Linked DNA regions of Mus musculus: regions 1 and 3 are each linked to region 2. The links are chromatin loops, found by intact Hi-C in ENCODE. Cell type or tissue: heart. All regions are shown on one strand. Links, peaks and the distances in the headings refer to the core of each region. The heading gives the core; the rest is flanking DNA. Region 1 overlaps Grik4 (glutamate receptor, ionotropic, kainate 4). Region 2 has its middle 6.3 kb from the start of Pou2f3. Region 3 overlaps Pou2f3 (POU domain, class 2, transcription factor 3).

Region 1 (8,000 bases), core at 1-8,000, 420 kb after region 2:
AAGGGAGTCGTTCCCAAGCTTTGGCTGAAACCATCAGAAAGAAGTCTGAACTGAAATGCAAATCATGGTGTCTCAGAGCCCCGGCTGGGGAGAAATGGTGTCACCTTGGTAGCCATGGGCTGCGTGGAGGACTGAGGAGTGGTGAAGGTTGTCCTTGTTGTTCTTGAGACACAAGATGGTGGCAACCAGAGATGGAGGCTTAAGTTTCTCCTGGGGAGCGTGGAGGTGACAGATCCCACAGGGGAATCCCTGGAGAGCAGGCACACTTGTGTGTTTAGCTTGTGGCCCCATCTGGCCTTGACCTTGTCCATTTGCTGCTACAATGCTTTCTTCCTGTCTCCCAAGCTCTGCCCTCCCCAGTTAATGTGAGTTTCTCAGTGTGCCAAGAGCCTTTCTCAGTTAGTGCCTTATGTATGGTATACTGTCTGTCGACTTTGGGCCACGATTTGCAACCTCCTTAAAAAAAAAAAAAATTCTGGCCAAAGCCAGGTGTGATGGTGCATGCTTTTAATGCCACACCTTCAGACTCTGTGAGTTCAAAACCAGCCTGGTCTACCTAGTGAATTCTAGGCCAACCAGGCCTACACAGAGAAACCCTGTCTCAAATGAAAAACCAACCAACCAAGCAAATAAGTGACTAAACCTGGCCAGCTTGTATTTTCTAATCCTCAGGTAAACTGTCATTCCCTGTAGGTCAGTGGTTTTCAACTTTGCCATGCTGTGACCCTTTAATACATTTTCTCATGTTGTGGTGACTTCCAACCATGACATTATTTTTGTTGCTGCTCCATGGCTGTAGTTTTACTATTGTTATAAATCATAATATAAATCTCTGTGTTTTCTGATAGTCTTTGGGGTTTCGACCGACAAGTTGAGAACCACTGCTATAAATAAACATATTCCTTGCGTTGTGCATGCCTGGTTTGATTCTCATACTGGACACAGAGTAAAGAGTAGGTAGTCTCTTTCCTGATAAAACCAAGGTCCACACCCCCAGCAGGGATGTATAGAGTACTCTGTACTCTAGTCCCTGCCTCCTCCTCTGTCTGCTTCCAGCTCCCTAAACACGCCACACTTTCATCTCTCCGTCTTCACACCCAGGAGGGCGTGTCCCAAGTGTCTGCCTGGTGGGTTCTTGCTAATTCTCTAGCAGCATCTTTCATGTCAGGCTCCCTGTGAGGTGTCCCCTGACAACGTCCACTGCTCCTCATTGTTCACAGCCTTCCTCTTTATCAGCCTCGTGCATTCCTTTCCGTAGCAGTTCTGCTTTGGTGCTCGAACCCGCTGTGCTCATTTGTGAACATTGACTGATGCAGAGTAGACATTTCCTAGATTGCTGAATAAACAAATGAACTAAAGCTCAAATATGATGTTAGTGATAGGCATGGACTTTCGTTTTTTAGATTAGTTACCGTCACCTGTGTATTTGTGCGATATGGAGAGATTTCACGATAGAGTCACTTTTCTCCTTTCACCTTTACACGTGCCCCACAGCAAATATCTTTACCCACTGAGCCATCTTGCCCACCCTTACCCCCATAGTACCTTTTACTAGCCCATGCTAGGGGTAATATTGGCTTAGGGGAGAGATGATGAAGAGGTGAGATCTGGTTGGGGTTAAGTTGACCAGTTATGAAGGATGAAGAAGAATTTAAGGATGGCCAGCTAGGTAGCCATGGACAATGGATATTGCTTATTGAGATCCAAAGAGGGACCTGAGGAGCAAGCTTGGGGTTAAGGCAGAGAGAGAGATGAATTCCATTTGTAGACATTAGATTTGAGTTGTTTAAAAGATATCCAAGTGGAGACACCAGGGAGTCAAATGGGCATAAGATATTAGATCACAGAGAAGCCGTCTCAAATAGAGAGAGGAACAAGGGAGCTGCTTGGTGTACAAATGGCATTCAGAACCACGGGGCTAGGCAGTCTCTAAGTGGGAAGATGTGTGGAAAATACAGCGGAAGACTAAGTACCAGGCAGCCTAGATGACTGCTCAAAATGAAAATAATGAAGGGTTCCAGGGCCATTACTCAAAACAGGCATAGTCTAATGAATACATAATGAACTTCAGGGCCAACCCAGACAAGATGACTTGTTTTGTTTTGTTTTGTTTTTCAAGACAGGGTTTCTTTGTGTAACAGTCCTGGCTGTCCTTTGTAGACCAGGCTGGCCTCGAACTTAGAGATCCACTGGCCTCTGCCTCCCAAATGCTGGGAGTAAAGGTGTGTTCCACTGCACAGCCCAGACAAGACATCTTGATTAGAAGGAAAAAAGCAGAGGCTGTGACTTTTGTGTCTGGGGGTAGGGGGTGGATTGATTAACTATGATCAGATAGCCATGAGAGACTAGGAACGTTCTGAAGAAATGGATTCTCACTATGTTCTAGATAAAGCAGACATTAGCTCTCGAGTGTTCCTCTGTGAAGGTAGGAAGTTATCTCTTGTGAAGGGTTGGAAGATCCTCAAAGGATAAGATGTGAACACCGTTGGTCTTGTAAATTAACACAGAACTTTTCCAGTCCATTAGCACTTTCTGGCAAGCCTCCTTTGTTTCTCTCTGGGGAAGAAATCAAAGCCAAGCAAACGCAGCATACATTTGATTTCACGATGGCGGATTGGGTTTCTTGCTCATTCATACTCAATACCTCTATGTCTAATTCTCTGCCACTCAAGGTTAAGAAAAAAAATTAGAAAAGTATAACATTTGATCGCTGATCTCCAAAAGCTCGAGGAGACATTTCTAATGCACATGAAAAGCTGAATGATCGTGAAGACAAATCTAATAATTATAATAAGAGAAAATAGACCTAAGGACTCAATGAATGGTGCTGACAGGGTAAGGGACAAGGCCTTAGAGGGAGGATGGCTCTCATCTGCACCTGAGCGGTCAGAGGAAGCTTATCTCTACTGATGCAGTGGTTTATCGCAGAGGAATAGAGTTCCATTAAGGGGGAATGGCATCAGGTGGAATGGAGCTGGCTCGGACTTCGCAGGACGATGACATTTAGATCTGCTGCCATCTGTCGGGGACTATGGGAAGGAGCCCGAAACACAGTCACAATGAATCAAGGATACATACCAAGGAGAACCTGGTTCCTCTCTTCTCCTTTTTTCTCTTCCTCTGCTCCTTCCTCATCTTTCTGATAATTCTCAGTGGAGGGCAGGATCCGAGTTCATTTCAGTGGAAGGACCTTGGCTATATTAGCTCACTCCTGACGCTCATTTTACCTTTGTCTTGAGTTGCATTGCATATGAAGACTATCTGGAGACCATGGGGGATAGTCTATGCGAAGCGCTGGAAGAGCAAATGCATGTTAATATCTTCAAAAGAGTCTATTTTCATGCTACCAATATCAGAACCAACTCATTTTTGGCTCCCAACTTGCCATTTTAGGTCTATGTCTTCGCTCATGTTCTTCCCTTCGCATGGAATCTGTGATTCTGCTCGTTCCAGAGCAGACGCTATCGCTACCTAAGCCAGGAAGGCTCCGATGAACTCAGTTCTTGTACAACTTCCTGCATCGCTTTAACTGTGTGTCTTAGATCACTTGTATCATTATTTGAGCATTTATAACATCTTTCCTACAAGACTGAGAACTTTGTTCCGGCTGGGCTCATGACCTTGTAATAGCCATGTTCCCGCTGCAGGCTAGGCCACCTCAGCTGAGAGGATCATCACTGCTGTCTTTATTTGCACGAGCTTGCCTGTTGCTCTCCATAATGTGTGCTAATAGATGGAAGCGGTGACGTGGAGAATTCAACAGCCCCAGCGTTCCTGCTGTCAGCTTTGGAAGGCATCTCGATATTGCTGCTTCCGAGTTACCTTGCCCATGATATCTCCTTATCAGGCACACATTTGTGGAAATTTGTATTTCGTGAGCATGCGCCACCTGGGAAATGGAAGCAGGTGATCCAAGAGTCTGCCGATCTCTGGGAACATCTAGTTTGGGGTTTTCTGTTGTCTAGGGATTGCACATAAAGCGACTCATCCATCCCTAAATCACAGAACTGACTGTTTTGTTATCATTGCCTCTCTTAGCTTCCTAAGCTTGAAACCCTCTATAACGATTCATCAAGGACGCTCGACTCACCTGTCTATCGGCATAACGTCCTTCTGGCGGGGGATCAGACGTGCTGTGTTTTGAATTGTTGCCAGGCTATTACAGTAATGATACCTTACATTTGTGTAATGATTAGTAATTTGTAAAAAGCCTTTATGTGTGTTATTAGTTTTATCTGCACTGCAAAACTAAACCGTGTGTCTCATTGTTCTGTTTGAGAAATGGAGACATCAAGGTTTGGGAGAATGAGATGCTTTCTTCAGGCTCCAAAGGGGTCACTCCATGCCCTTTTGCTCCTGGTTTCCAGACATTTCCACTTTGCCATGCGTCTTTAACGAGTCTCTCATTCTTTAGGATTTTGTCTGGACTGGGACGATAGCTCAGTTGCTAAAGTGTTTGCCCTCCAAAGCACAAGAATCCAAATTTTATCTCCAGAGGCTATGTAAAAATTTTAACAGGCATGATGGTAAACACTTGTGATCTTTGTGCTGGGAAGCAGAGACAAGATCCCTGGGACTCACTGCTCAACCCCGCTGGGCTAATGGCTGAAGTCCAGGCCTATGAGAGAGTCAATCTCAAAAGGAGTACAATCATTTTTATGGACGACACCTGACGTTGTTCCCCAGTCTCCATGTGCATAGGCACGCATGTGCATGCCTGTGTGTGTTACACATACACACATACACACACACACACACACACACACACACATACACAAATCTAAACACATATAGGTGTGGACACACATACTCTTCCTCATATACACACACTAAAAAGAATGGTGTTTTTAAATTTACTTTAAAATTTTTAGCAGATTATTTTCAACTGGTTGGTGAAACTTCATCCAGTTTGCATATTTTCTTGGAGTTTTTTTTTTTTTGAACAGAATGACCACATTAAATTTTTCTTTCTTCTATCACCTCTGCTCTCTGGATCACTTGTGGGTCTGCTTCTGTTGTTCCCTACTCCCTCCTTGAGTTGGTCATCTGGTTCTAGCTTTGAATGTGCCTGGTATTTTTGAAAAGCCTGAATGCTGAGTATTGTACAGACTGTAGATGCTACAGTCTTTCTCTGGCGAGGCATAACTCTTTGCCAGCTACATAGAAAAAAAAAAACTTAATCCAATTAAAAACTGAACCCAGTCCAAGCTAGGTTTTGTCTTGATAAAGCGTGAGTTTGGGTTCTCCTCTTTGTAGCCAGTGCTAATTGAGAGCCCAGAGAGCCTTCTATTGAAGGCCTTGAATTCTAGTTATTTTTTCATATAAGACTGCTTAAATAAACCAAATAACTCACATTCTTTGCTTTCTATTTTTAAAATGTTGTTTAATGTATTCTTTTTTTTTTGTATAGACTTTCCATCTGTAATTATTTATTTTCACTTCCTACAGTATTTAGTTTCACAGCTCTCTAACTGACCTGGAGAAGTCAGTGGACGGTAATCAGGGGACCTTCCAAGTCCACAGTTCTAACTCTGTCCTGTTCAAAGACTAAGCAGAACCCTCGTGGCTTCTTTGTCCTCCTATACCAATCCAGCACACACAGACTGTGTTCTCAGCTCATTGTGTGCCTAGTAGTGTCTGAGCCCAGATGAAAGGCCAGTCTAGAACATTTTAGAACATCTTCCCTTCTGCAGTTGGGTCTTCCCTGATCCTTTCTGCTCCATCAAGTCTCTGATACCTTGAAACATTGGATGCTGTATTTTATCCAGTTTTTCATTTATTCTCAGTGCAAGTATTGATCCAGCACAAGCTCTCCCATCCTATCTGGATGTCAGGCGTTTCTTGCTAACACATGAGAGGAACAGGATTACAAGGGCAGTTCTTAGCCGGGGGTCTTGGTAGGTGGCCCAGCCAACTAGAGGCAAACTGCTTAAGGCTTTCCCCAGTCTCTGCCCAACCAGGAAAGAGGCAGGGAAATGGATGGGAGTGGAACAGGAGCTGGGAAGAAGGCATTCATTAGGCTGAGGAATGAATGCCTCGAAAACTCAGGAGGCCTTGATACTCCATCAGGCTTCTAATGATTTTGTCAGAGTGTTAATCCCCCGGGTGAGCAGCAGCATTTTGATATCAGCAAACAGATTGTGTTTCAGCCCAGATAACCCAATATGGAGTCCTGCATGCGAGTCGAAAATAATTCATCACGTTTTAATGGGATTGAGAGAGGCCAGTCAAGGATGATTTATGTTGGAAACAGGGTGATAGGGCTCAGAGCAGGCATGTGACATGAGAGGGACAGGCCCCTGTGTGTGCCAAAAAGGAGTGCGTTTATATACATGGGTATGAAAGGGAGCCATCTGTGTACGTCATTGCCAGGCCACACACTTCTGTCACTGACTCGATCCTGAATGGCCAGTTTGGATCAGGTTCTGGGAACGCTGAGATTAAGAGGATGGCCATCCTCTTCCAGCCCTCCCCTGCTGATAGTGGAGCTCTCAAGTTGGTCACATAATGAAGAGCAGCAGTGCTAGGGTGAAGGGAGACTCCGTCACACTGAGGCAGGAGGACAGCAAGCATCCCAGCAAGCTCAGGGGGGGTGGGGGTGGGGCACAGGGCTTTCCACGGAAAAGAAATGGGTTGAGGAAATGAACTTGCTGCAACATGCGTATATGCACATACACCACATGCACACATGATATACAACACACAAGCACAAACACACACACTACACCACACACACATACACACGCCACATACATGACACACACCACATACTAAAACACACACCACAAATATACATAAACCACCCCTCACTTTCCTGCGCCCCACATACACACATACCACACAGAAAAACATATACCCCCACTACACATACATCTATACTACGCACATGCACACAAACACATATGCATCCTACCCCCAGCCCTGCACACACTGGACTAGCAGGAGTTTGCATGTCCTGACCTCTGCTTGGTTTCTGTCTCTCTCATCTTGAATCTATTCTACAAGTGTGATATGACTTGAACATGGTTTGTCCCCTTTGAAACTCATGCTGGAGTTTAAGGCATTAGACGCCTGTAGTGTTCAGAGGCAGAGCCTAGAGAGGTGGATAGAATTTTAAGAGTGGTGTTCCCATGACTAAATCTTGTGACTTTATCAGAAGAGTGAGACACACTGGCTCTCTGGGCTGCACCAGAAGAGGCCTTTGTTCCACCTTAGGATATTGACAGTAAGAAGGCTGTCACCAGGTGGGACACCTCAACCTTAGACCAGAACAGTGCACAGATAAGTCTTGTCTTTACAAATCACCCAGATGGATAGATCACCTTTTTCCTCATATGTGGAGTTTAGACTTAAGTGTGTTTGTATTTATATATGTATATGTGTGTACATGTGTGTGTGTATGTATGTATGTATGAATATGTGTGTATGCATGTGTGTGTGTATGTGTGTGTGTGTGTGTGTGTGTATATGTGTGTGTGTATCATAAAGAATAATGGGGACCATGAGAGAGGGAAAATTTTAAGCAGAGGAAGGGAGGAAAAGAGAGAAATAGAATATATATAACATGAAATCTGGACTATTTGAGGGGAAGGAAAGAAAAGAGTTAACATAGAGGATTGGGGGAAGGGGAGCGCTGTGGGGGAGAGAAATGAATAACAATAAAGTATAATGAGGCACATGTATGAAAATTCTGTAATGGAACTCATTACTTTTTACGCTAACTTAAAAGTTAATAAAAAACAAAATAAAATAAATGACCTGGACCATGGCATTACTATTAGCAACAGAAAACAGACTAAGAAAACGTGGAACCTGAGTTTTCTCCCTGAGACTCGGATCCCGCTGCTCCCAGCCTGGGAACTTCCTAGAGTTTCTGTAGCTGCCTTTAGCCTGCTCGGTGTACATGGCCTGGCCACACCCCTTCTCCTCCTTCCCTCACTTCTTCTGCACCCTCCCCCAGCTCCTACTCCACACCTTGATTTCCTTGCTTTACACAGCCA
Region 2 (10,576 bases), core at 1,499-9,498:
ACTGACTTGTTCAATATAGATGACATATTTCTTCCTGTACACTTGGACCACTTTGCCAATCTGCTGGCCTTTGTAGTGTCCTCGAACAACCTGAACTTCATCATCCTTTTGAATGGGCATAGACGGAACATTATACTTCTCTCTCAGTTCTTTGGAAAGAGGGGAGGACATGATCTTCCTCCAAATGTGGGAAGGTGCATTGAAATGCCGTTTGCTGGTCTTGCTTCGGTCAGAAGTCATAAAGGGATTGAATTTCATTTTGGTGGCTTCGATCCAGCAATGGCCTCAAAAGGAAAGAGTCTGTGGTTCACTCTCATGAAGAGCATTTTGATCAAGTGAAGCAATCTTAGAAAGGAAAAAATGCAAAATGTATGGTTCAAGTATTAGAAGGGCACCAGGAAGTGCATTGGAGTTAAATCCTGTATTCAAGGATATTAAATGGAATTAAGGGAGTGGTGACCTTGGGGCAAGATCCCACTGAGTTAAGCTTATTGTTTATGCATTTGCAGTTGAGCAAGGAATAGTAATATCATGTTATTATTACCTGGTTATTGTTTTCATTTGAACTTTTAATCTGGAATGAGATGAAGAGTACACCTGGGATCCAGGTCTTGAAGCGTAGTGGCCATACTCATAAAGATCTTGGGAAAAGGTAAAGAAAGGCTCAGGTGCAGGCATGATGGTACACACCTTTAATCCTAGGACTCAAGAGTCACAGGCTTGTAGATCTAAGTTCAAGGTGAGTCTACAGAGCAAGTTCCTGGACAGCCAATCTTAAGCAATGAAGGAGTTGGAAAACAGAAAGCTGGTGATGGTGCAATAGAACAGGGGGGCCATGTTCCAGCCCCAGCAAGCAGCAGAACTCGGTAACTTTAGCTATGTAGCTCAGGCTTTAGAGACAAGACTAAAAGGGATTACTGAAACAACTGATGATGGTTAACTGGAGCTAAGAAATTAGCAGTGATTAAGAAGAGACCAGCATCTCTGAGGTGAAATCTTCTGAGAAGTGTTTTCTGGGAGCACAAAAAAGCTGTGTTCCAGAGATAGCCGTCATGCTGGAAGCCAGATTTGCTAATCTGTAAGAATCACCCAGGTGGTACTGGTTTTGAAGGCATGAAGGAGTCATGGAGAACAGCTGAAGCTTGGCACTGTGAAAGGCCAGGAAAGGCCATTGTTGAAGGTGCAGCCTCAACAGTTGATGGCGAAGGGCTGAATGGGTCATGCAAAGAACTTGAGGCTGGCACCAAGAAGGAAGACTATGAGAAGCTATTGGTGAAGTCTAGTTGCAGTGGAAGACCCCAGTGTATTGGAGATGCCAGTACCATGGGAGGACCACCAAGAACAGCAGCAGTAGAGTGGAGTCAGCCAGAGCCTAGAGTGCCACAGAAGAAAGAACTGGGAAAATGTCCCAAGCCCTTTGGAGGAGCCCAGAAGATCATGTGTGGGTCCCAGACATTGGAACAAGATGCTGTAAAGTTGAAGTTACCTTGGATCCTCCCCTCTCAAGATGTTAGAGATGTGAGAGCCATGGTAACCTGCCAGGAAAGCAGCAAACAACTGTCTAGCTTTGGTCCAGTATTTCCTTGGCATGATGCTTTGAAATGCTAATGTATACCCTGTGATGTTGGAACTCTGTGATCTGCTTTTTGCTTTTGCTTTTCGGTTACATGATTAAGCGATTGCATGGATCTCAGAAAAGACTTTTGAACTTTGGGCTTTTAAACATTGTTGAGACTGTGATAGACTATGGGGATCTCTGAAACTGTAAGCCAGCCCCAATTAAAGATGTTTTTCTTTATAAGAGTTGCCATGTTCATGGTGTCTCTTCACAGCAATTGAACCCTAAGACACCTGCCCAAGGCCAGTGACTAGTGGGAACACAGCTGAGGCACCATGGGGTCACACACCTGTAATCCCAGCAGTAATTACACACCTCTAATCTACTTGTAAAACTAGAGGCAGGAAGATAAGATGTTCAAGACTAACTTTTGTCTCAATAACTAAAGCTTTACTAAGTGCCAAGGATGGTGGTACGTGCCATAATCTCAGCATTTGGAAGGCTGAGGCATCCTGGGTCATCCTGGGCTACAAAGTGACTTCCAGGATAGCCCGGACTACAGAGTGAGAGTGACAACTTGTCTCAAAACAAACCAAAGGTGCAGCTGTGATCTTAGCTGTGATCAGAGGCTGCATTGTGAGTTCCAGTCTGGTCCTGTCTCAGAAAGGAGAAAGGAAGGGACAAGAGGAACCAAAGCAGAGCCTGGCACGGTGGCTTTCACCTGTAATACCAACCCTTGGGAGGCTGAGGAAAAATCACAAATTTGAGGTCGCCTCATGGAGATACTCCCCCAATATCCATCTATCACAACTCACAAGCCCTCTTCTTCCCTCTTTTGGACACCCCTAAAATGTACCTCACATCCAACCCCTTCTTTCCCACTCCCACCCCACCCTCCCCACTCATGGCCCATCAGATCCTAGCTGCTTGGCTCCAGCTGGGCAGCTGGATTGCTCTCAGTCCCTCTTACAAGCCAGACTGGAGATCATAAGGACCAAGTGGTAAGGAAGTGTTTGGGCCTTAGGCAAGGGGATTGCGGTGGATGCTCCCACGTACCCTCTCACCCATTTCCCCACATTGCCAGGGCTCTGCAGAGAGGCAGAAGCCCTAAGATAAATATACTCAGAAGAAGAGAGACCCCTAAGGAATTAGCAAATCTGTAAGTCCTGGAGGGGTGACGACGCTGCAGAAGATAGGCTACGATGTGCCAGGCAGCCAGAGGACCCTACTCTCAGGCAGAAGCTCTCTCTATCTAGGTCACCATCCTTCTTTAACAGTCTCTCGTGGGCCTTCACTGGATTGGATGAGGCCTGCTCCCATCTTAAGCACAATTGCCTTAAAGACCATAAATGTATTTTGTATAACATCCTAGTCTGATGTCTGACCAAAGAGCTGGGCTCCAGAATGCACCCAAACCCCACCATGCCTGCTATCTCTTGGTGTTACCATAAAGCCACTGCTGGAGTACAGTCAGTCAGCCTTACCTAGACAGAGGAGGTGCCTGGCTGGCTTCACTGATGGTCCAGCTGACTGCAGCCCAGCCTAACCTGAGCGTTCCTGGGGTGGCAACTTTGGAGTAGGGAGAGAGCTCATAAGAAGTCTGTCCCATAATCCCAGCACTCGAGAGTCTAAGGCAGGGGGGTTGCTTTGCATTTGAAGCTAACCTGGGCTACCTACTGAGTTGTGGTTCAGCCTTGGCTACTGTCTAAAATACAAGTTTGGCGTGGTGGTGTACACCTTTAATTCTACCATTCAGGAAGCAGAAGTAGATGGTCCTTTGTGAGTTCAAGGCCAGCGTGGTCTACACAGAGAGTCCCAAGACAGTCAGGAATACATTGAGAGATCCTGTCATAAGCAAACTAACTAACTAACGAAAACAAAATAAACAAAAACAAAATCAATCAATCAATCAAAAGACAAAAAATAAATGTGCGAGCTTGCTGAAGCAGTAGGAGATGTAGGGCTGGGTGGCAAAAACCAATGCATCTTTGCAGTTTTCAGTTTTTCTTTTAGGAGGGAAAGAGTTGAATAGTTTCAGGGCTAAAAGGCTAATGGGTAGGAAAGGGAAGTGAAGATAAAGAGAAGGGGAGACCTGCCCACACGGGGAGGCTTCCAAGGAATTGGGGAGGGGTTGGGATCCAGAGGATGGGGAGGAAAAAATAAAAAGTATATTTTTCCCAGTGCAGGAAAGGTAGGTGTGGGGCTGGGCCACGGTGGTGGTGCAAGCCATTAATCCCAGAACTTTGACGGTAAAGACAGTTTGAGGACAGCCAGGTCTACAGAGGAAGTTCCAGGATAGTCAAGGCAACACAGAGAAACATTGTCTCAAAAAATCTTTAAGAGAGAGAGAGAGAAGAGGCAGGCGGATTTCTGAGTTTGAGGCCAGCCTGGTCTACAAAGAGAATTCTTCCAGGACAGCCAGGGCTACACAGAGAACACAGAGAAACCCTGTCTCAAAAAAATGAGAGAGAAAGAGAGAGAGAGAGAGAGGAGAGAGAGAGAGTGGAACTGGGGGCTTCTGTTTCCTATAAGAAGAGAGGGAAGGCAGCAGGAACGGAATGTCTGTCTTTCTCTCCCTGCCTTTTAAGGCCTGATATGTGATATGCAGCAGAAGCCAGAGCCAGACAATGAAAGATACCATGACACTCCTGGAAAACAATGGTCAGTCTTGCTGCTGAGCCTAGGTTCTGGTGTGGCTCGGTGGCTCGTGACCCACTACACAGTCTTGTCAGCTGGAAGCTCATGAGGTCTGGTACAGGTCTCCATGGGGTTCCTGCCATGTGACCCTGTGTCTCCACCCACTCTGTCTTCCTCCCGTGGTGGTGGCTGTGGCCATCCTCCAAGGTCCCCAGGTGGGATTGTCAACAGAATTAACTGGGCTTGCCTTTTGTGACACTGTGGTTTATTTACAGCAGGTCTAAGGGAACCCTGACCAGGGGCAAACAGGTCACTGGTGGGCCAGGCTGAAGAAGCAGTATGGGCAAAGGCTGTTTAAGCCCTAGGGTCTGGGTAGAGTAAAAGCTAACATCAGATGTGTGACATTGCAGCAGCGAGGAGCTGGGGCTACAGGCCCTGACTCTATATGTGTCCTGCCCTCATTGGCCATGGACACTTACATTGGCTGAAGCCTGAGGATAAAGTGGGCAGGTGCTATGCACCCAGGAACCAGCCTTCTGGGGCCTTCAAAGAACAAGGAGGGTGGAGGGGAACATCCAACTCAATTGATCCTGGGGTCTTTGTGCTACTGAGAATAAACTCTAGAAGCTTCCTCGGAAGCCTTCCCGTGTGGGCAGGTCTCTCCCTCTCTTTACCTCCACTTCTCTTTCCTCACAAAGGACCACCTGCCTCTGCTTCCAGACTTATTTTTTAGACAGGGTCTTGCCCTGTAGCCAAGGTTGAGCCACAACTCAGTAGATAGCCCAGGTGTCTTAGTTAGGGTTTTACTGCTGTGAACAGACACCCCGACCAAGGCAGTTCCTATAAGGACATTTAATTGGGGTTGGCTTACAGGTTCAGAAGTTCAGTCCAGTATTGTCAAGGCGGGAGCATGGCAGCATCCAGGCAGGCGTGGGAGGTCTACATCTTCATCGGCCAGCCTCTATGAGAAGGTTGACTTCTAGGCAGCTAGGAATTGGGTCTTAAAGCCCACTCCCACGGTGACACACCTACTCTAAAGCCACACCTCCTAATAGTGCTATTTCCTGGGCCAAGCATATACAAACCATCGCACCAGCTTAGCTTCAACTCCAAAGCAATTCTCAAGTTCTGGAGTTACTTACCAGACTTTTTACCAGAACTCTCTCCGCCCCAGAAATGCTCCCATTGGTCTGAGCTGTAGTCATCTGGGCCATCAGAGAAGCCATCTAAGTATCTCCTCTGTCCAGGCGAGGCTGATTGACTGTCCCCCAGCAGGGCTGCTGCTGTCACCCTGCTCCCTCGAAACTTTGTCTCCTGCCCCACTGTGTGTGGCTCATGGCTCCCTACCTTTCATGGCTGTCTATTCCTCAGCCAGTTCTTCTCGAGGTCTACCACCAGATTCCAGCAGGGTACACCCCCTCCCCACTGGAGCCTCATGACAAACCTACAACTTCCCTGTTAGGATCTCCACCATAAGAAGAAGGACTCATCTGTTCATGATCTATAAGCTTTCAGACACTGAGAGCTTGCAGAGGAGAAGGACGATACCTGTGACATCTCTAGTTCCTAAGCCAGCAGGTAGCTGTGGTGGCTACTTGATATGGCTATGGCCTCTAATTCCACTGAGTTCAGGGTAATTGCAGCACCTTTGAAGGCAGTGGGAAGAGACACCTCCCAAAGCCCAGAGCTTCTTCACTGTTTTGATAAACCTGAGATCCACAGAGAGGTCCAGTACTTAATGGGAATCAAAGACTTGAAGACCACACTGCATCAATATCTCGGTTTGTCTGGAACTCAGGTCCTGACCTGTGGTTGCCCTGTCCACAGAAGGGTTCTGGGATTTTATAGGCAAAGGTTACACTCAAAACTTCCACAAGAGGGCACGCTAAGCCTAGGCTTGCCCTGAGAGTATAAGTGGTCTTGGTCTTCAAGAGCCAAGAAAGGACTGGCTGACCTGGAGCAGGGCACAAGGTCAAAAAGCTGATTTGGGAAGAAAACAAAAAATCTTGCGTTGCTATTTTTAAATTAAGGACTTTTTTTAAATCGACTATTCTAAGCCATCGAAGACAAAATGAGCTATGAGTTTCAGTGATGACGGTGAGGGCTGGATGCAGCAGGAAGTTGGGGAGCAGGCTCAGAGAGTGGCATAGGACAGTCAGCATTGGGGACATCAGCACAGAGCACAGCACTGTGTGTCCCGTGTCCTTTCCTTTCCACTCCCCAGATGCAGCTGCTTTTATCCTGGTTCCCAAGACACCTCTGGCTCTGTCACCCTGGCGCTGTCCTGCTCTGTCTTCTGCAATATGCCTCTTGGCAGTGATGCCATCCGATTTAGTCAGAGGTGTTATTCAAAACAGACTCGGGAGTCCTCCTTCGCCTCTACCTTCCTTCCTTCCTTCTGTTTCTCTTTGAGGTGGGGGAGCTGAACTTGGACTCAATGGCTTTTATGAACTTAAGACAGAGAGAGAGGACACCCTCCCCGCCCCCATCCCCCATTCCACAGCACCATGCACGGGGCCCTGCAGCCCATCTGGCAGAGGGAAAGAGCTAGAAGGGACTTGTTGCTTGGTGGCCTTCCAGGACGCTTTGCTCTCCACCCTTCTCCCAGCCCTGACAACTCAATCCAGCTGACAAGACAGGAAGCGGGAGTGCTCTGCAGGCCAGCTGCCAAGAAGGCCACTTTTCCCTCTGGGGAGAAAACCAGGCTGGAGACGGCCACCCCCAGCCCACCCCCTCGCAGGAGTCTCAGAACACTTCCAGCGCAGGCATTGGACGAAGCTAGACTCCAGACTTCGGCCTTGAAGCAAGAGAAGCTGATCGAGTACAAATGGAGCTCGGGGGAAGCTTCGGCTGCTCGGAGAGCTGCAGGGGAGGAGGGGTCAGAGGTCACACCACAAGGACCCAGGGAGGGGTCAGAGTGATCAAGGCTTCACAACCGAGTCATTCAACTTGGGCTACTCTCTGAATGAATCCTCCAGCTCTACAAAGAGAGTAGAGCGAGGGAGGTGAGGCAATTTGCATTTTATTTACATTTATTTGCATGTAACTCTTTTGATGTCCGAAGGCATTGAAATCTGCCCTTCCTTCTTTCTCCCTTTTTTTTTTCTCTGCCCCCTTTAAACCTCCAGGCTGCCTCCTATCTCACTCTTTTGTCTGGTTTCTCTCTTGCTAACTGAGGCAGGAGGATTAAACCTAAGGAACTGTGTTCACCAAGCTAGCTCTTCTGGCTCCAGACAGCATCTTTTCTCTTCACTCATCCCTCTCTCTCTCTGTCTCTCTCTCTGTCTCTCTCTCTCTCTCTCACTCACACACACACATACACTCACTCTCACTCTCTCTCTCTCTCTCTCTCTCTCTCTCTCTCTCTCACACACACACACACACAGAGAGAGAGAGAGAGAGAGAGAGAGAGAGAGAGAGAGAGAGAGATGCCAGTGCCAGACTGGATTTAAACCCTAACTTCATCATCTCCTGACTGTCTTAATCTCCCTTGGTTTCCCCATCTATAAGTGGGGGCTAATGACTTTACTTTTCTTTCTTTTTTTTAAAAAGATTTATTTATTTATTTTTGTGTATATGAGTACACTGTACATGAACCATCATATACCTTCGGAAGAGCAGTCAGTGCTCTTAACCACTGAGCCATCTCTCCAGCCTGTGACTTTACTTTTCAACTAAATAAATGAGTGTTAAAGTAAAGCAAAAAACAAAACAAAACAAAAACAAACAAACAACCCAAAGATGCCCTATGGGGCTTAGAGAGATCACTTGGTGGAGAAATGCTTACTTTGCAAGCAAGAGGACCCGAATTCCGTCCCTTGGGTGGGGTGGCCTGCACCTGCATTGGGGCCAGCCTATCCTACTGGGTGTGTTCCAGGGCAAAAATAGGCCCTGTCTCTAGATAGAAGGGGGCTAGTACTTGATGAATGACCCTTGAGGTTGCTCTGTGCTCCCCCACACTGCCCCACCCCACCCCCGTCCCCATCCAGGTACACCCAAACCCAAAGATGTTGTATTGTTAGTATGGAGCACCATTCTCCATACTAGTGGAGCACGTACTCCTAATGGATGAATGAAGAGATGAACAATAGCTAAGACAATATTTGCCAACCTCTCCCCTCCTCCAGATCCCATCCCACCCCAGCCCCAGTCTTTGGAACCCTTAAGCTTTGCTTCCAACTGTGAACTCCCAAGATTCTGTCTCTCTCAGTGCTTTCCTCCCTGAAAAGTCTACACCCTTGCCTACACACACCCCAACCCCAGAGTCCTAGGTAGTTAGCTCTTGGACATAAATATATAAACTTCTCTGGCTTCTAGAATACTGAGGCTCAGAGAGAAAACAGGGAGATTCCATGTGGAGAAAACTGCACCAGGCCCTAAAGTGCTCAGAGGACCAGACTCTGAGTGCACAAGGCCATGCAAATGTATGCAAATAGAGATACGGAAATCACAGATGGGTTCTGCAGAATTGGTGCAGGCATTTTTCTGGGAGGGTGGCCTGTGAGCCCAGCTGTAGATCAGACACTGAGCCCAGGGAAAGAGCCCAGCAAGGAAAATAGGATATGTGGAATGAAGGGACAGGCTGAGAATATCCCAAAAGTGGGACTCCCAGAGCCACATGTACCTCCCAAAGCCCTTACCTGATCTCCAGAAGAAAGGAAAAGAAAGTCCCTTCCTTCTTGCCAGGAGGGGCAAGTGGGTATGACTGGGCCAGGCAGTTTGCCCAGCCCTAAAGACTCACTTAGGCTGTCCCTGCTCCTCCACTTGGCACTTAAACTTTCTGAGGTCTGCTGTGCCCACTATCGTTCCAGGACCTGAGGGCAACAGAAGGAAACATCAAGTCAGTGAAAGAAAAGGGGGTCCGGGTGGGGGAGTGAGCTAAGAAGAGCCCACATAACCCTCCACATAGGCTGCAGAGTTCCAATCATGTCCTGCACCGTGCATGCAGGATGCTCGCTCGGAGTTCAATCCCCAGTACTAAGGGGAAAATAGAGAGGATATAGGTGGGCCTCTCCATTTCCCCAGCACCAGATCAGTTCCAGCTTCAAAAAAAGAGGGCATTTAAATGGTTCACTAGAGCAAAGAGAGTAGTGCTGTGAACACAGAGGAGATTCTGTTCTTGGTGTTTATGGGCTGTGTTGTGTGGCAAGTTAAACTCCCTAAGCCCCAGTGTTCCCATCTGTGAAATAGACACCATGCTACTATTACAGGGGTTGTTTGGTTGTTTGTGTACTGAGTTGTTTGTTCATTTGTTTTTTTTTAAAGATTTATTTATTTATTATATGTAAGTACACTGTAGCTGTCCTCAGATACTCCAAGAGGGCATTAGATTTCATTACGGATGGTTGTGAGCCACCATGTGGTTGCTGGGATTTGAACTCGGGACCTTTGGAAGAGCAGTTGGCACTCTTAGCCACTGAGCCATCTCACCAGCCCCTGTTCATTTGTTTTTTGAGACAGGGTTTCTCTGTATAACCCTGGCTGTCCTGGAACTCACTTTGTAGACCAGGCTGGCCTCGAACTCAGAAATCCACCTGCCTCTGCCTCCCAAGTGCTGGGATTAAAGGCATGTGCCACCACCGCCTGCCTAAATATTTATTTGTTTGTTTGTTTGTTTGTTTGTTTATTATGTGAGTACGCTCTCTTCAGGCACACCAGAAGAGGTTGTCAGATCCCATCACAGATGGTTGTGAGCCACCATGTGGTTGCTGGGTATTGAACTCAGGACCTCTAGAAGAGCAGTCAGTGCTCTTAACCACTGAGCCATCTCTTCAGCCCCTACAGGGTTTATTTAATGTGCATTACATTTTGGAGAATGTCTTAGACTCTATAAGGGGACCCTGTCTCAAAATTGGAACCGACTGGGAATACAGCTTTGGAGTTGCTTAACATGCATAAGCATCTTGATTCTGAACTTACAGCACTTCAGTAATAATAATAACAATAACAATAATAATAATATTAAAGACACCCTTAAAGTTTTTCAGCACCATGCTAAGTCCAGAGCGGAAGCACAGTAAGCTTGGGGTATTATGAATGGAAATCTCAGGAGAAAAGTATACTTTAAAAAAAAGATTTATTTATTTATTATATGTAAGTACACTGTAGCTGTCTTCAGACACTCCAGAAGAGGGAGTCAGATCTCATTACAGATGGTTGTGAGCCACCATGTGCTTGCTGGGATTTGAACTCAGGACCTTTGGAAGAGCAGTCAGTGCTCTTAATTGCTGAGCCATCTCTCCAGCTCCTTCCTTCCTTCCTTCCTTCCTTCCTTCCTTCCTTCCTTCCTTCCTTCCTTCCTTCCTTCCTTCCTTTCTTTCTTTCTTTCTTTCTTTCTTTCTTTCTTTCTTTCTCTTTCTTCCTTTTAAGGCTGAAAAGCCC
Region 3 (10,576 bases), core at 1,528-9,527, 67 kb after region 2:
GGAATCTAGGTTGTTTAGACCCTCAGGACTGTGGACTGAAGCCGGGTATCAGCACTCCTGAGACGGATGGGCAGAGCTAAGGAGGCCTAGGGAGGGAACTCTAGAGACCAACCCATCTGCTGTGTCTTTTGAATTCTTAGAGTTCTCTCTGTTACCATTAGTACTATCATTTCTTTTCCTTACTTCGCTTTGCTTCAAGCTTCTAGAAGATCTCTCTGTGTGTGGGCAGTGACTTTGCAAAGTATGCTGGGAAAGCCAGCCTCTTACCAATCCATCTGTCTGTGGCTTCTCTGGGGGATCTCTTGGTAATCACTGGTCTACCACATCTACCATCTGTGCGTGTGACTAGAGTTGGCTTTTTCTGCCAGAGGGATAAGAACCACATAAGAACACCTAACAGGTGGCCTATCCATCAAGATCACATGGAAAGTTAGAGACTGAGTTAGGATGAGAAACAGGGTCCGCCTTGCTCACTGTCCTGTGTTTTCCTTACTGCCTCATCAGATCTTGTAGGTCAGAGGAAGGCATTGGGTCCCCTGTAGCTGGAGTTGCAGGCTGTTATGAGCCACCTGAAGTGGGTCCTGGTTATCAGGAATAACAGCAAATGCTGCTAATCAATGACTTATCCCTCCAACCCCATTGTTGTCTTTTAATCAATTAATGTTCTTCAGGTTCCCACTATTTAGCTCCTTCCTGTCAGTCAATGAGAATCCTTTCCCTGGTGATCAACGTTCATTTTCCACAGGGACTCAGCACAGGTTCAGATGTTAATCTCAGTTTGTTTGTTTGTTTATCTAGCTTTGTGGTTTGTTTTTGGGGGGTAGGTTTCCCCAATGTGGCCCAGGCAGTCCTTATACTGGAGACCTTCCTTCCTGCCTGGTCCTCTAGCAGTAGCGTGCACCACCTTGTCTAGCTCATACTCTCAACTCTTTGCTTGGGTCAGGCAAATACCCAACAGGAAGGATTCCTGTGTGCTTCGTGGAAGGGTGGTAGAGATGGAAGAACTGGAAACCACCAAGGGTCTCTCAGGCTCTTGTAAGGAAGGCATTCCTCTGCTTGTAGAGAGACTGCCACCCTGTCACCAAAATCATGCTGACCCAGAGGGCTTCAGCAGATGTAGCTTAGCGCTAAGAAGGTAGACAAAAGAGATGAATGGACAGAGTCCCCTGACAGGCAGTTTCCAGGCTTGCAAGCTTCATTGATGGCAATCCATACATTTAGAGAGTTTTAAAGATACTATTTAGATACACAGTCACCTCAGAAAGGAAATTCTGATAGCCCAGTGCAGTAGAAAAGCAAAGGATCTACAAACATTTATCCTAGTAAGCGTTCTTTCGTCTGGTTGGTTGGTTGGTTGGTTGGTTTTGTGTGCAGCCCAGGCTGAGTTCAGACATGATCCCCCTCCCTCACCTTCCCAATTACTGTGATCAGAGTGCATGGTCACACTGATCAGACTAGCCACTGAAGACTATTTTCAGTGGTTTGGGTTTTTGTTTGTTTTGCTTTTGTTTGTTTGTGACAGGGTCATGTTATCCTCCGAGCTATCCTTCAATCACAACAGCCATTATTGCCATCAGAGCAGCTGAGACTGTTTGTAAGAGATCCCCCCCCCACCCCCCACCCCGCCGCCTCCAGATCAGGCCTGTTGACTGATGAAATCCCCACCTGGGAGGATGAGGAGGGCTGTTAGAGGCTTATCTGAGGTTCATAGCATTCTCTCTGTTCCTTCCTGCCAGTCATATGTAATTCTGATCTGTGTGTGTGTGTGTGTGTGTGTGTGTGTGTGTGTGTGTGTGTACCACAGATATGGAGTGGGTGTTCTCTGCAGCCATGGGAAAGCCATCATCGATGCTGGAAGAAGACTCTCTAGGATGGCTGCTCTGAGGTCCCCCATGCTCCTGTATGTGCCCGTGCCCCTGTGCCTGCTCCATAAGGAAGCCTGTCATTGAACCCACTGTTTTCCCAGCGCATACTTTGGTGGATTCAGATTTTGTCATTGTGGCTTTATAAGGAGAGGACAGTCTTTTGTGATATCTTCCTAAGGCAAGAATTTTCACTAGCCCTGAAACTCACCATGCATCCCAGGCTGGCCTTGAACTTATAGCAGTCCTCTGGTCTCAGCCTCCCAAGCACGGACATCACAGGAATATACTGGAGTTCCTGGCTCAGCTTTCTCATTACAGAATTTAAAATTATACTTATTTATTACTCGTTCATCCATCCATTCATTCATTCATTCATTCATTCGTGTGTGTGTGTGTGTGTGTGTGTGTGTGTGTGTGTGTGTGTGTGTATGTAGACATGTGTTGTAGTACATATATGGAGGTCAGGTCATCAGGCTTGGTGGCAAGTGCTTTACTTGCTAAAGGTCATCATAGCAAAAGTATGAGCAAACCTAAGTTTTCTTTATTTTTTCTCTCTTATTTTCTTTCCTTCTTTCTTTCTTTCTTTCTTTCTTTCTTTCTTTCTTTCTTTCTTTCTTCCTTCCTTCTTTCCTTTTTTCTTTCTTTCTTCCTTCCTTCCTTCCTTTCTTCTCTCTTTCTTTCTTTCTTCCTTCCTTCCTTCCTTCCTTCCTTCCTTCCTTCCTTCCTTTCTTTCTTTTTTCTTTTTTTTGGTTTTTTGAGACAGGGTTTCTCTGTGTAGCCCTGGCTGTCCTGGAACTCACTTTGTAGACCAGGCTGGCCTTGAACTCAGAAATCCTCCTGCCTCTGCCTCCCAAGTGCTGGGATTAAAGGCGTGCGCCACCACTGCCTGGCAGTTTTCTTTATTTTTAAAAGTCACTATGCTATCCTGGTTTTCTCTAAATTCCAAGTGAATTCCAAGTGCATGCTAGCACAGCCCAAGAAGGGTGTTGGTGCTGGTAGACGGCTCTGCCTCGCAGACTGGTCCCATCCATCCCTTCAGCCCGGGGAATTCTTGGCTCCACTTTCTCTCCAGACTTGCCACTCATCTCCCACCTTGTTCTTCACGGTTCTGCTTCTGTCTGCCTCGGGAGCCCAGAGCTCACCCTCTCCCTATCCCTCTACTTGCAGATTAAGACGGAGGATCTGGGTGACTCTCTACAGCAGACCCTCTCCCACAGGCCATGCCACCTGAGCCAAGGACCTACCATGATGCCTGGAAACCAAATGTCTGGGGTAGGTGCCAGCCTGGTCCATTGACCCCTGGTGTGTTTACTGGGCTGGTGAGCTCAGTCCAGCCCTTCTACAAAATGCTGGGCTTCTCTTCTTGGCACACGTTGTGAATCCATCCAAAGAGCCCCCATTGCAAACAAAGGAGGCCCAGAGTTATGTATGTGGGGTTCCAAAAGCAATCCTTGTAGAAATGAAGTCTGGTGAGAGACAAAGGACGTATCACTGCTTTTGCAGAAACAAAAGCCAGTCTTTTTTTTTTTTTTTTTTTTTTTTTTTGGTTTTTCAAGACAGGGTTTCTCTGTATAGCCCTGGCTGTTCTAAAACTCACTCTGTAGACCAGGCTGGCCTTGAAAAAAAGCCAGTCTTGAAAAAAACCAAAGCTTCCAATAGCTATGCTATGGGCCTTCGGGGACAGACAGTGGCCTTCTCTGTGCCCATTAAAGATTATATGATAAAACTAAACTGAAATGGAGGCTGGTGTTGGGAGAGAAGTGATCACCTGGGCCATTAGGATGAAAGCCTCCAAGGAGAGCTTGTGGGTCACCTGGGAGAGAAAGATCTATTTTCCCAACCATACTTGAAAGCAACATATGTAGTTACCCCTTCACCTTCCACATTCCATGAATGTGCAACTGTATGTGCACAGGGCCCCGGTCTGTGGGGTCTGGAGCCTCCAGATGCTGGGATTGTCGTTTCTATGTTTTGAGCAGGTGAGAGAGGTTCAGAGGGATGGATTTTATTAAAATGTAAGCCTGGGACAGAGCTTGGTGGTACACGCCTTTGACCCTAGAACTCAGGAGGCAGAGGCAAGTGGATCTCTGTGAACTGGAGGCCTGCCTGCTCTACAGAGCAAACTCTAGGTTACATAATAAGAAACTGTGTCTCAAAACTAAACCACAGAGGCAGGCACGGAGGAGTGTGCCTGTAATCCCAGTTTCCTGAAGCTGAAGCAGAAGGGATTTACTACAAATCCAGGGCCTGCAACTCTCATGGCTATGGAGTGAGAGCTTGTCTCAAACAAACAACAAAAATAACCGATAACGGGCTGGAGAGATGGCTAAGAGCACTGACTGCTCTTCCAGAGGTCCTGAGTTCAAATCCCAGCAACCGAATGATGGCTCACAACCATCCGTAATGGGGATCTGATGTCCTCTTCTTCTTCTGGTGCATCTGAAGACAGCGATAGCGTACTCACATACATGAAATAAATAAATAATTTTTTTTTTTAATAACTGATAGTTTGCCCCATTTCCTAATACCTTCTAGAAAGATTCAGGCACAGGAAATAACTGAAGAGTGGCTTTTAGCATACTCAAGTGACAGGATAGTTTAAGGAAATGGATGGTCGAAAACACCCAGCAACATGAAGCAAGGATACTGCCCACAACCTCCAGAGTTTGCAGCCCCAGGGACTATATGAGTCGTAGCCCAGCAGGCTTCAGGCCCTCCAGTTGTAGACGGTATAACATCTGTGCATTTCTCCACATGTAGGACATGGCTTCTCTCCATCCACTCCAGCAGCTCGTGCTGGTCCCTGGCCACTTGCAGTCTGTATCCCAGTTCCTGCTTTCCCAGACCCCACCTGGGCAGCAAGGTAAGCACCCTGGGCTTTGTACAGTCGTTACCAGAGTCTAGAAAAGGCTGTTGTTTCTTACTGGGCACAAGGGTGTCACAGATACTACTCACTCCTCTGGTATGAAAACTAGCTAGGGGCTGGGAATAGCTCTCAGCTGATAGAAAGCTTGCCTAGCCTGTGGAAAGCCCTGGGTTTGATTCCTGGCATTACCCAAAACCTGGCACAGTGCCATCTTTAAACCTAGCACACTCGTAGGCGGAGGCAGGAGGAGCAAGTTCAAAGTCAGCCTGGGCTATGTATAGAAATTCTATCTGAAAAAGACCAGCTTCTGTGCCTGAGACATAGGGAGGGGTCCCTGTGGGGCCCCTCCAGACCATCCAGTGTTCCTGTTTCTCCTTCCTGCCCAGGCTCTTGCTGGAACTACATTTTCATAGAAACTGAGTCTAAAGGTTTGGAATGGTGGGGACATGGGTGGAGGTGACACGAGGAAGTCGAAGCTCCCTGGGAAATGAGTCCGATGGATGAGTCGGATTCTTTGGAAGTCTGCTTGCTTTGAGCCTTTTCCCTCCCATTGGCTTGGCTTTGATTCTGTCCGGATGGAACAGTAGTGCCTCCCACAGGCTATAGAAATAGGTTCAGGTTGTCTTTGGCAGAAAACCCTGAGCAAACAGATCAGAGTATTACTAACACCAGGTATCATTGCTTAACATGCCCGCGAGTCTGTTGAGTTGTTTTCCTGACTTGTCTCTCAGAGCACACTTGTGCTATAGATAGCCTTACTGCGTGCTGGTGACCTACTAGAAAGTTCCAGAATGCTCTGAGCCCCGTGATCTGAGATTATCACACTGCTCTGCTTTGCTTGCCTTTCCACCCACTTATGCCAAATGGGGCTGAAGATGCTCTTGGAAGTACGAGCTCTGGATAGCTTATACTCAAGAGGAGTATTTGGAAATCCAGGTAGCTTACACCCCACTCTGAGCACCTGCCCGAGACACAGGCCCTGTCCTTAGCTAGCGGGGTCTCTGGGAATAGCACTAGAATGTATGCTGCTGGGTAGGAAAGAAAAGATAAGCATTAGTTCAGCTTGTTTCTGGAAGCCTGTACTGTGTGTGTGTGTGTGTGTGTGTGTGTGTGTGTGTGGTGTGAGCACGACCCAGGCCCAGAACCCATGGGCATAGGCTCATAATGTAATAGAAGGGACAGCAAAACAGGTTAAAATGTGCAGTCAGAGAAACTTTTTTTTTTCTAAATTACTAGATGCACTTCTGTAGAAAATTTACATAAGTTCTGCAAGTTTACATTTCCTCCTATGAAAATAAAAATGTAAAGCTGCACACTGCAAGGCCATTGATGGCCGCCTGGTCCCGTTCGTGTGACAAGCCCCTGCACATTGCAGAATGTAGTGTGAGCTAAATTACTACTCAAGCCTTTTGTTCCCAGCCCAGGGCTCCCCCAAGACCTCTCTTACCTTTTTGACCTTTGGAGACTAAAGAGCGGAAGGGCCAACTTTAGCACCTGTGGTACATTAGTTACCCAGAACTGCCTGGGCAGGGCAGATATCCCAAGGATCTTGTCTATGCTGAGTGTCTGAGATCTGCCCCTATTGTCAGCTTTGGTAATCTGGGGGCGGGGGGTGGCGGGGGGTTTTCCCTCCTGCTATGAGTGAAAAGTGCTGACTCTGGCCACCAGAAGACAGATGCTACACACCACAGTCATCAGACAGGCAGGGCCTTCTCTTGGCACTTTTCCTGAAGACAAAAGGAGAGAGAAGACCATAGGCAAGGCAGCCTGTAGATGAGTCCGCACTGCCCAAGGGGGTTTGAAGGCCCCAGCATCTGGCCTTCCTCTTGCTCTCTCCTGCCTCCCATGAGTTTAATGACTTGGTCTCCAGGAGCCTCTGACCAATGACCTAGTACCTTTCCCAGCAATATGGTACCATCTGCTTGCTCTGTCCTTACAGATCTGGTTGGCCTAAACATCCCGGCTGTTTTCCCTTGCAGGCAGATTGAAACACCCGGCTTCCCCTGGGGCTCTGTAGTCATTCCTGTGTCCTCTTCCCTCAGGGTTTCTCACCCTGCTAATCAGATCTCAGGGAGAGTGAGTTGACCCTCCTATGCCTTTGTGGCTAGGCTATCGGCAGGCAGGCAGGCAGGCAGGCAGGCAGGCAGGCAGGCAGGCAGGCAGGACAGGTTTGGGGACTGCTGTTTACAGCTGTTTATCCCTGAATCTGGTTGGCCTCCACCAGTATGTGGCAATTGCTAGCAGTGCCCACAGGGCTTTTCAAGCAGGCTTAGGGTGGGTTATGGGACCTGATTAGATTAGCAGGAGGAGGGGGCAGTTAGCATGGTTTCAATGTTCAGCTCGTCTTTCAAATGGCCTGGATTTTGTTTTGTTTGTTTGTTTGTTCCTTTGTCCCTTTGTCCCTCCCCTGTCACTCAGGTCTGCAGCCGAATCTTCTCTCCTTTCCACAGCAACAAAGCACTCTACTCCTCCCACAGACAGGGCCTGGCCTTGCCTCCCAGGTAACTGCTACCCTCCACCTCTCCTGATTCTTCTCAGATTGTCTCAGCCCTGGGCAAACTTCAACTCCTCGGTCTTCCCGTCCTTAGTAGGACACCCATTCTGGGGGTTCTCCCTGTTGGTACCTGGGAAAACCTCAAACTATCCCTAAGGAGGTAGTTTTCCCTGTCACTAGAATGAAGCTCCCAAGGCAGCCAGCTGCCTGCCAGCAGCTTCAATCCCTGGCTCTCTCAGGATTTAGCCAGTTACTCAGGGATGCTGATATTCCCCAGGTCCACCCAGAATCTCTCAAGTCCCAAGGAGGGCAGGGTGTCAAAGCCAGTATCTCACCTTAGGACCACTTCAGCTGACCACATCCTGCAATGGGGGGGGGGGGGGGAGGATGGAATGTTGGGGGGGCAAGCAGGCTGAGATCTAGCAGGAGGGCTCTATGCAGACCTGATGTGGATCATACACAGAACACCTATTATCAATTGGGAAATAAAAGTCTGTTTCTTGCCAGGGATCCCCTGTCAAGTTGCCTGCACAGATAGATGCATGACTTGTTTCTACAAGGGATGGCCAGAAATGACCACATAGACTTTTAATATTCTTTCTCTGGGCTAAAATCCCCAAGGCTCACTGAAGAACCCTGGCTGTTTTTCCAGGCCTAACGTCCATAGAAGATAGCTAGAGGGGGAGCGCCACCTAGTGGTTCATAGAAATGGGGGCAGCTAAGCTGGAGATTGCACTTTTCTTCCTTCTGGCTGTTCCCCAAGCATGGCATCGTTCTATGACCCCAATCTATGACTATGAGGTTCTAGAGCATACTCAGGGCCAGCACTGGCATCTAGTATTAGAACATAAAGAGACTGTCAGAGGAGCCGTTTAGAAGGTGATTAGGATCCTTCTTCTCAGGGTGCTATGGTTTGTCTGTAGTCCTGGCTCCCAGAGAGGCTAAGGCATGAGAACTGCTTGTTGAAGACCAGCTTGAGGAACACAAAGAGACCTTGTCTATGCCTATATAAGTAGAAAGGTCCTCGTCGGGGCTGACCAACAGTCACAGAAGCAAGAGCAAGGAGGGATATATGGAGGAACTCTGGGACGTCAAACTGATATAATTAGGCAGTTGTTGGAAGAGGAGGCAACTGTGCTGTTCAATGAGTTTGTCAAGTGAAATAGCAGGCTAATTAATGACAAGGAATGTTCAGGGGCTCCTAAAACTTTGCTCCGAGGACCTGTTTGGGCTGCCTCCCTCCATCCCCCACCCCTGACCCTCATTTCCTGCAAAGCAGGGCTCATCTGTGACGTTTCTAGCCATTCTGAGCTAGGAGAGTCCTCTTCTAAAAACCAAGGGGCAAGCTCTTCTTAACTTGAGTCTGACTCCTTATCCTCTTCTTCACGAGGATGCCAGAGCAGAAGAGGGATTTAACTTTCTCTAAGCAAAACAGAAGAGACAAGGGGATTTGCACCCACTGTCCGCAAAGGCAGTGAGCAGTCTCTGTGCTGGACCCCAGTACCTGGCCCCCAAGATCTGGACTGCACTTCTTCTTTGTAGAATAATTAATAGCTCAAGGGGCTGGAGAGATGGCTCAGGTGTTAAGAGCACTTGCTGTTCTTGAAGAGGACCTAGGTTCAGTTTCCAGAATCCAAATGGTGTGTGACGCCCAAAGTTAACCTGTAAGCCTCACCTGCCCAGGAGCCGGGTAACTTCCTGGGGTGCTGGGAACTGTAGTTCTTGAGAAATAACAAAGCCTCATGGGAAAGAAAGTACAGGTGGCCTAAAGGTTTGTTTCCATAAGCTGCTGAACATGCTTGGGGCAATTCTAGCTGGGAAATTCCAGGGAGCCATCCAAGTCCATCTCTTGGTCAGTATTTAATATTCAATAAATGCTTGCTTTGAATTGGGCCCAAAATAGTGTGGTTGGTTTTCCTGGTGACTTGCAGGATTAATGGGTGGCTCACAAACACCTCTAACTCCAGTTCTAAGGGGTCAGACTCCCTTTTCTGATCTCCAAGAACACACCTTGGTGCACTCACACACCTGCAGGCGAAAACACCCATACACATAAACAAGTAAGAGTCCCAGCACTTGGGAGGCAGAGGCAGGCGGATTTCTGAGTTCGAGGCCAGCCTGGTCTACAAAGTGAGTTCCTGGACAGCCAGGGCTATACAGAGAAACCCTGTCTTGAAACAAAACAAAACAAAAAAAGATACATAAAATCAACGATGGTATTCTCAGTAAAGAGAATGGTAAAGTGACACTTATAACTCATGTCTTGGATTTCCAGATGTCCCCTATTGTCTTCAGTCTGTGACTGTTCTGTGTGCTCCATCACTCTGTTCTATGGAAAAGAACAGGCCAAGCAAATGACCTTTCCCTTGTCCCATGCTGAGATTTGTCCCAAGCTGAGATCTCAGATCTCACAGTAAACAACCCTGCCAGTTCCTTTTATGGTGGAAAGCTGACTAGAGGAAGTCACCTTCTCTGGGTCAGTGAGTCACAGACCAAAAGCCAAAGTGACCCACCTCCTTGTCTTGCTTCTTTCTGTGTACCCAGTGTTTGTTCCAGATCATAGAAATGCTAGTCTCTATCCCCACCCATTTGCAACAACAGGGCTCAGTGAACCCAAGGCCCTGTCACCTTCTAAGTGAATCTTTCAGTAACAACTGCGGACACGTCAGTGTGTCCTGTTGAATCTTTGTAGCTTACCATAGCGTGTGTTCCTTATCAGGCAGTTGGGCGCCCTGGGCTATCAGGATCCTCTTTAGAGCCCCACCTGGACGCTCCTCAACACCTGCCAGGGCCCAAGCATCTGCCTGGCCCCGGAGGGAATGATGAGCCCACTGACCTGGAGGAGCTGGAGAAGTTCGCCAAGACCTTCAAGCAGAGACGCATTAAGCTAGGCTTCACACAGGTTTGCTCTGGGATCCGGAGTTGGAAGAACTGGGTTGTGTGATAGAGGCTGTGTCTTCCCAAGGGCGGGTTTCAGGAGCATCCTGTTCCCTGTGAATAGAGCACGAGTTGCTAGTGGGAAGGAAAGTGAGGGCATTGCTCGGGGAGATCGAGGAATAAGGACCAGGAAATGGCATGGTCCAGCCTAGAGCAAGGAGAGAAATAAGCTGGTTTTGTGTCCTAGAGGAAAAAGATCTGGGAAGATACAAGGCTGTGCGCAGATGCTCAGGGCTCTGACTGTGTGGTAGCTTTAGGATGGTGGAGGAAGTGGGCAAGAAAAGGACATCTGTCCCTCACCTCCCTCCCTCTCGACTCCTCTCCCAGGGAGATGTGGGACTGGCGATGGGAAAGCTGTATGGCAATGACTTCAGCCAGACTACCATCTCGCGATTTGAGGCCCTCAACCTGAGC

Evidence for each region. Peaks named below come from ENCODE experiments on the same cell type or tissue, not always from the same donor. Only the 100,000 strongest peaks of a DNase experiment are listed, where the experiment ranks them.
Region 1: it touches region 2 in a loop (6-fold over the local background); 3 of 42 quality-filtered maps call a loop at or near these places.
Region 3: a loop joins it to region 2, with 9 times the contacts of the local background. A loop is called at or near these places in 33 of 42 quality-filtered maps.

The regions. Positions count from the first base shown.
Region 1 is chr9:42,783,683-42,791,682 of GRCm38, reverse strand. The region is part of intron 3 of Grik4 (glutamate receptor, ionotropic, kainate 4); the gene reads left to right. Among named protein-coding and RNA genes, the nearest start is that of Gm36590, 110 kb to the right of the region's middle. In heart, for the core only: a CTCF peak has its summit at 3,034; no DNase peak of the experiment used is centred there; H3K27me3 peaks cover 3,003 bases.
Region 2 is chr9:43,206,804-43,217,379 of GRCm38, reverse strand. It overlaps the pseudogene Rpl26-ps6. Among named protein-coding and RNA genes, the nearest start is that of Pou2f3, 6.3 kb to the right of the region's middle. In heart, for the core only: a CTCF peak has its summit at 6,071 (motif pointing right); DNase peaks (open chromatin) are centred at 6,169, 6,399 and 6,829; H3K4me3 peaks cover 409 bases; H3K27ac peaks cover 1,238 bases; H3K27me3 peaks cover 1,439 bases.
Region 3 is chr9:43,139,371-43,149,946 of GRCm38, reverse strand. It overlaps Pou2f3 (POU domain, class 2, transcription factor 3), which reads left to right. Exons shown (of 13, transcript NM_011139.2): 4 at 3,033-3,137; 5 at 4,626-4,728; 6 at 7,150-7,232; 7 at 9,945-10,127; 8 at 10,490-10,576. Among named protein-coding and RNA genes, the nearest start is that of Tlcd5, 28 kb to the right of the region's middle. In heart, for the core only: a CTCF peak has its summit at 5,326; a DNase peak (open chromatin) is centred at 7,906; H3K27ac peaks cover 277 bases; H3K27me3 peaks cover 1,425 bases.